Regions from separate parts of the Homo sapiens genome. Here region 1 is linked to region 2. Evidence: chromatin contacts called from ENCODE Hi-C data. All regions are on one chromosome and are shown on one strand. Each heading gives the region's core, a stretch centred on a gene start or an enhancer-like site at or near the end of the contact. The rest is flanking DNA. Distances are from core to core; before and after follow the strand shown. Region 1 overlaps PATJ (PATJ crumbs cell polarity complex component). Region 2 holds the start of NFIA-AS2 (NFIA antisense RNA 2).

Region 1 (3,299 bases), core at 319-2,818, 1.1 Mb after region 2:
TTACTATGGCCTACATGCAGGAATGATCAAGGACAGTGAGGTGGTCAAGAAGCTAGATCAAGTCAACTATGTCACATTTCTCTTACTGTCATAATTTTGCAAAGGCAGCTTCAGCTACAAAATGGAAGCCCAAGGACCAAAAGTAGTAGTAAACATTAGTGTTTGTTTGTTGTTTGTCTGATGGGCATATTTTAAGAATTGTTAAATTTGAATGCTTTTAGGCTGAACCACCATCTCTGTTTGTTTGTTTTGAGATGGGGTCTCACTCTATAACCCCAGCTGGAGTGCAGTGGCACGATCTCAGCTCACTGCAACTTCTGCCTCCCGGGCTCAAGCGATCCTCCTACCTCAGCCTCCTGAGTAGCTGGGACCACAGGTGTGCACCACCATGGCTGGCTAATTTTTGTATTTTTTGTAGAGATGGGGTTTCACCGTGTTCCCTAGGCCAGTCTCCTGAACTCAAGTGATCCACCCACCTCGGCCTTACACAGTGCTGGGATTACAGGCGTGAGCCACCGCGCCTGGCCTAATTTGTTGTCTTATACTCAGTTCACGTCATTCACCTTCAGTTGGCTCCCTTGCAGCCTGATGCCTGGATGCATCTGAGTTTGTTATCCTGGTGGATATTTTCTGGGAGAGATGGGCTCCACCCTGTTTCAATTAGGGATCTCTTTGTTGCAAGTGACAGAATCTCAATTTGACATTACTTAGACAAAAGGAGAAATTTACTCAAGGGCTAGAGGTTTGTTTGTTTGTTAGTTAGTTTGTTTGTTTTTCATATACTTGCAGGCAGCGTGTGGTTGACACTTAGCCTCAGAGGTGGTTGGAACCAGAGGCCTGCTGCTGCCAGGGTTCTCTCTGTTTATCTGACTTTCCTCCTGCAGATGTGCTTCTTCAGCCTGATGTGTGTATGGCTGCCCAAAGCTCCTAAGCCTCTCTGCCAGAAAAGAGCTGACTCTTCCCTTGGGTCTACTTTGGAAAATCCGTAGAATATTCTTGTGTGGTTCAAGTGTCCACCCTTGGACCAGTTACTGTGGCCAGAGAGACAGGGCATTTTGATTGTCCAGCTTTGGGACAGAGATCAACCAGCTTTGGGGATTGTCAGCTGGACATGTCACCCATCTGTTATATGGGATATTGCCAGTGTTGCCTTTTATGTCCACCCTTCAGAAGCTCCTTCACTTGATCACAGTAATTTTCCTGGCCCACAAAGCATTTTCTTTCAGAGCTCATAGTGCTGTGCTGAAGATTATAGCATCATGCTGCCAGAATGTGTCATATCAGTTTATTTCATGAAATGAGATGACCTTTCTACAACATTTCTTCATTCTTCTTTTTTAGGGGTCCCTTGCAAAGTAAACACATTAGAATGTCCCCAAACCTCAGTTTTGAAGGCATTAAGAGCTCCTTTTGTGTAATAATTGGGCAATTAGCAAATTATAAATTCATGTTTAAACACAAAATATGAAGGAAAGCGACCCAAGGTCACTGCCGTGGCTACTGCCATGATTTTTTTTCCCAACCCAAGTTTAAAATAAGCAGGCATGACTTGTTCTGACCTGATATTGGATCTAAAAACGGAATCACTATGTCATTGCTGGCTAAGAATCTTGCGTGTGTTGCTGGGAGGAGGTAAACAGTACTTTCCCTTTCCCTGAAGGTTTACTCAGTTAAGAGCAAGGGCTCTGCAGCAAGATGTGTCTGAGTTAAGTTCTGGCTTGGCAAATAATAATTTAGCCTCTCTGTGCCGCAGTTACCTCAGCTCTGCTGAGGTATATAATTATACCTCAATTATATTATAAGAGCAATAATTATAAGAGCAATAATTGTCCCTAATACACAGGTCTGTTGTGTACACCAACAAATGGGTAATATGCCTAGCTCAGTAACAGGCACATACTCAGGAGATTTTAGCTGTCATAATTTTCATCATCATCACGTACCAGCTCCATCCCTTGGCTCGGATGTTTAAGAGTAATCAATATAAGAAATGAGACAGTGCGTCAGACCAGATGCTTTTCAGAAATCCAGTTTTCTCATCTATTCCTTCTACATTTTTGAGGACAAGAAAAAAGGAAGGAAACTGACACTTCAGGCTCCTGCTACCCACCACACACCTTCACGCATCTACCATTCAGTTGTATTCATTTCTATGATTATTTCTTTAACATCTGTCTCACTAGGTCTGTAAATGTGCTCAGGGCAAGGGCTCCTCTGTTTTTCTTTTTGTTTGTGCTGGCATGTAGTAGGTGCTCAGTAAGCATGTATTGAATTCAACTTTGCTCACAACCCCTTATTCAGGTAGCAGTTATTGCATTCTTAATAAAAAAATGAAGGTTTCCAAACACTATTACTGCTAGTAAGTAGCAGAACAAGTCTGAACCCAGATTATCTGGCTGTTATTCCAGTGCCATTTCTTTTTTCTAAAAAGTTCAAATGATAAGGAAGAATAAAACCAAATTAGTACTTCTTCCATGTGATGTGCAAATTGGATTTTTAAACCTGTAGTTTGGGAAGTCAGGTCCTTTGTCCCACTGCTGGTTAATTGGGGTTGAAACCAAGGTCGAATTGCAGATCTACAATATCATTTTCAAACAGAGGCACTTACTTTTGCTCCTCCTAAGGCCATTTGATACACACTGGTAGGAGTAACACCAATAGTTTCTGTTTACGAGGCAGGTTAGAGTTTTTCCTCTAAAAATTCCCATGAGCCTTATTGACCTTTTCACGTCTTTTTTCTCTCTTTTCAAGTGTGATCCTTTAAAGTAAAGGCCACAGAGTCATCTTCACTGTGTGACCTTCCTTTCATGGCTGGTTCTCAAATCCACGTGGGTGCATTTAAGATTTAAGTTCCCGAACTTTGATTCACTCAGCACTAACACTTTATAAAGCCCATATTCTATTCTGCCATATGTTGAAGAAAGAAATAAGACAAAGTCGATCATATTAAGATATGGGAGACACATACATAAAAAGATACAATATAATCTTGCAAATAAGTGATAAAATTCATTGGTTCATCTTGTGGAAGGGGCACCACCCAGGGGCTAAGGGAAGAATTACAAGAGGAGGTAATTTTTTTAGTTCATTTTATATCATATCATCTGTTTAGAAGCAAAATTTATAAAGGGCAGGGGAGCAGTCCTAGGATCTTTCTCATAGAAGGGGAAAATTAAAGAGAATCTGAATGAGTGAGATAAGTCTGGCCCCCCAAAAATCAGTTAGAAAGTAGGCAGCTAAGTGTAGGCATGGTCATCCAGGAGACCTAGGCTCCAGTCTCAGGATAGTGCTTACTGGGG
Region 2 (3,588 bases), core at 934-3,433:
GTTGGAGCTGGAATGGCAAATAGTTTTCATCTCACGCATCAACTCCAGTTGATGGAACCTGTGCTGAGAAGGATCCCAAAGCAACCTCTGGGTTTAATAGGAGAGTGGCATGATCAGTCTGTGAGGTTCTCAATGAGCTGGAAAGAGTGGCAACAATCACACCAGGCATTGGCCATCTCTGGACCAGAGGCCAGACAAGGCTGTGAGAAGAGAGAGGAGTAAGAGAAGTAGCAGGACAGGGGGCTGTGGCCAGAGTGAGATGTTGGAAGGTGAGGTTTCGTGAAGACATCAAGGCCTAGAACATGGCTAGGGAAAAGTTTGGCTGACTGAAGAACAAGGCACAATCTAGTGTTCAAATACCTTCATGCTGCTGCTCTTGCCTCACTGAAGAGGTAAAGTGTCTTCAGAAGACATGTGACATAAGGGAATGGTGGATGGTTGAAGAAACACTTGGCTGTTCTAATGTAAACAGAAGAAGGAGTGGGAAGCTCTCATTTCTCCATCATTATCAGGCTCTGTTCTCAGGAAGCCAGAGAAACCTATGGCATGCTGCCTATGCAGGCCTCCTCCAGACCCATGGCTCAGACAGACCCGCCTGAACTCCAGCAGAGAAACAAGCCCCTGACCATTCCCTTCATCAGGGCAGGCAGGATGCAAGCCAACAGCTTCTCCTCCAGTGAGCCAATCCCATTACTTTTTTCCTTTTTAACTTTGTAAGAACACGTAACATGAGGGCCACCTTCTTAGCAAAATTTTAAGCACACAATACAGTATTATTGACCATAGGTAAAGCGTTGTACAGCAGATCTCTAGAACTCACTCATCTTGCTTAACTAAAACTGTATGTCCATTGATTAACAACTGTTCATTTCTCACTCCACCTAGCTCCTGGCAACCACCATTGCACTCTTTGATTCTACGAATTTGGCAATTTTAGATACCCCACATAAGTGGAATCATGCAGTTTCGTCTTTCTCTGAGTGGTTTATTTCATTTAGTATAATGTCCTCAAGATTCATCCATGTTGTCACATATTTTAGAGTTTCTTTTTTAAGGCTAAGTAATATTCTGGGATGTGTGTGTATGTGTGTGTGTGTTCCACATTTTCTTTATCCATTGATCTGTTGTTGGATATTTAGTTCATTTCTACATCTTGGCTATTGTGTATAGTGCTGCAATGAACATGGGAGTACTAATATCTCTTCAAGATCCTCATTTCAATTCTTTTGGATAAATACCCTGTGGGACTGCTGGATCATATGGTAATTCTATTTTTAATTTTTTGAGGAACCTCCATACTGTTTTCCATAGCAGCTGCACCATTTGGCATTCCCACCAACAGCATGCAGGGTTCCAACTTTCCCACATCCTTGCCTGAATCTCTTTTTGGATTCCGGAGTGACAGTGTCTCAGGATCTTGGCGGGGAAGGACCATCACCTCCTCATAATCCGTGCCACTCTGGAGGGCTGAGCACACAGTTCTCCTTGTTTCCCTGTTTGCCAGCTTGCCTTGTGGATAAATGCAGAGAAGGATTCAGGATTGGAGGGAAGGGTGAATTCACGGCCCTACAGAGCATGTCTAAAAGCATTTGTCAAAAAAAGAGTTAATGACTGCTTCTCTGCGGGAAGCCCTAAAGAAATGAGTGTCCTGAAGTGTAGAACATTCGCTTTTACGGTAGGTGGTGTTATTGTTACATGTTCATACAGACAGTGCTAATTAACAATCCTAAAGGCCACATCATTAAATTATTTCTCCGCTAAAAACCCTATGATGTTTAATGCGTCCCAGCAATTCAATTATATCTAAAACACTGGCCTGAACGGCAGGCACTATTCTGTGGCTGACAAAGTGCAAGTTGCTCTTAAGAACAGGTGAAGCTTAACAAGGAAAGAACAACATCTGACAAACTACCTCCCTGCTCTTCTCCCTAACATACACCCTAAGAATAAAAACAACAGTGATATTCCAAGAAAATTAACGTGGGTCTTACCTTTGCTAGGCTGGCGATGAAATATAGGCTTTACCAAATTTTCTGTGAAGAATCTGACAAGATTTTCTTAAAAGATTTCACCCAAAATAATCAAATCAGTGCCCTCAGATCTATTTAAGGTCCATCGGGTTTCACTGTTTTTTCTCTGGATCCTACCACCCATCCTTTGTCATTTCTAACCACTGCAAATTGCATTTTGGGTTTGAACTTGGGGTGACTTCATGGCTTTGGTCTGGGTTTTTCCTGGATGTGTATCACAGTCAGCAGAGAGCACTTTGAAGAGCACACAAAGCCTCTTTGTCTCCCACTCAGTGAAATATCTCAAGTACAGAGCACAGTGAAAAAGGGCTTCTTTCCAGCTTAAACACACACACACACACACACACACACACACACACACACACACACACACAAAAGAAGCTCTTGCCCTTCCCTGCCGCCCCCAGCTGCTGTGGTGAGACAGTCTCTGCACAGGCACAGGGCCCAGTGCAACTGGCCAAGTGGCCTCAGTCCTCTGGACAAGGCTTGGCAGGCAGCACCATGACAGAACCTCCTGCTTGGAAGGTGTTGGTGCCGAGACTGCATCTGGGAGCAGCACATATGTGATTCCACTAGTTTTTACACAAAGAGGCAGACTATGCCAGTGGCCAGCTGGCCAGCTGGGCACTCATCTGCAACCTTAGAAGCAGGAGTCAGGGAGCAACCCACTGATCCTCTTGTCATGGTCTTCCCAAGTGCCCAGTTTCCACATAAACCATTTCCTCATCACTCTCCTCCCTAACACTATCCCAACAGTACCCTCAAGGAGGCCCCACTCAGCTCTATGAGGACAGGGGGCTATGTATCTCCTTAGCTCCATACCACCAAGCACACTGCCTTACATGGAACACACTCTCAGTAAAGGTTTCTTGGATGGAAAGATGAATGAACAGATAGACAGATGGATGATGGGTGGGTGGATAAGTGTGTGCATGGATGGGTGTGTGCAGGGATGGGTGGGTGGATGGATGGGTGGGTGGATAGAAGAATCTTATAAACCATTGTTCGGATCCTGGCTCAAACATTTTCTTTTTGTGAGATCTTGGGAAAATTACCAAAACTAAGATACTACAAAACTAAGCCTTTTGGTTTTTTATCTGTACAAAGAATGATAGCAGTTACGGTGGAGATTGAGAAAATTCAGTAAGCACCTGATAGTAGGTGCTCTGTACACATTCATGGTTTTTACCCAGGAACTGTTTATAGATTATCAAGTCCCTTGCTTCTGTAGGAGGTCTTTCCTATCACTGTCGAATTCATTGCTCACTTGCATCTCTCCCAAAGGGATGGCAGAGGAAAGGTAGTAAAGGGTGCTTAGAGTGGAGTGAGGACTACAAGAGGGAGCACCAGTATTGACTGGGGATGCAGGGTTTCTAATTTTTCTAGCCCAGAAAAATTCAGACAGGCATGGTTTGGAGGAGACCTGGGTTCCAGTCAAGGCCCTGTCCCCAACTAGCTGGATAAACATGGCATGATCACCTCTCCCTTGTGGTCCTAGATTTCTTCTATGAGATAAACTCATATGATTGCATGAATGCTGAAGTCTCTTCAACTCCCA

The links. Hi-C counts contacts between places; a loop is a spot of excess contacts on that map. Pooled maps may share reads with other maps.
Region 1: a loop to region 2 is called in a map of PC-3, with 9 times the contacts of the local background. The contact joins the enhancer-like site here to the promoter of NFIA-AS2 in region 2. A Hi-C loop is called at or near these places in 2 of 168 maps with a recorded cell type or tissue (IMR-90 and PC-3) and 8 of 50 pooled maps.

The regions. Positions count from the first base shown.
Region 1 is chr1:62,067,568-62,070,866 of GRCh38, forward strand. The region is part of intron 31 of PATJ (PATJ crumbs cell polarity complex component); the gene reads left to right. Among named protein-coding and RNA genes, the nearest start is that of MIR3116-1, 9.6 kb to the right of the region's middle. Within about 2 kb of position 1,569, at least 7 of the 41 ENCODE cell types and tissues checked have a DNase peak (open chromatin) inside an H3K27ac peak, as active enhancers do.
Region 2 is chr1:60,968,557-60,972,144 of GRCh38, forward strand. It overlaps NFIA-AS2 (NFIA antisense RNA 2), which reads right to left and starts at 2,184. Exons shown (of 7, transcript NR_110617.2): 1 at 1,992-2,184.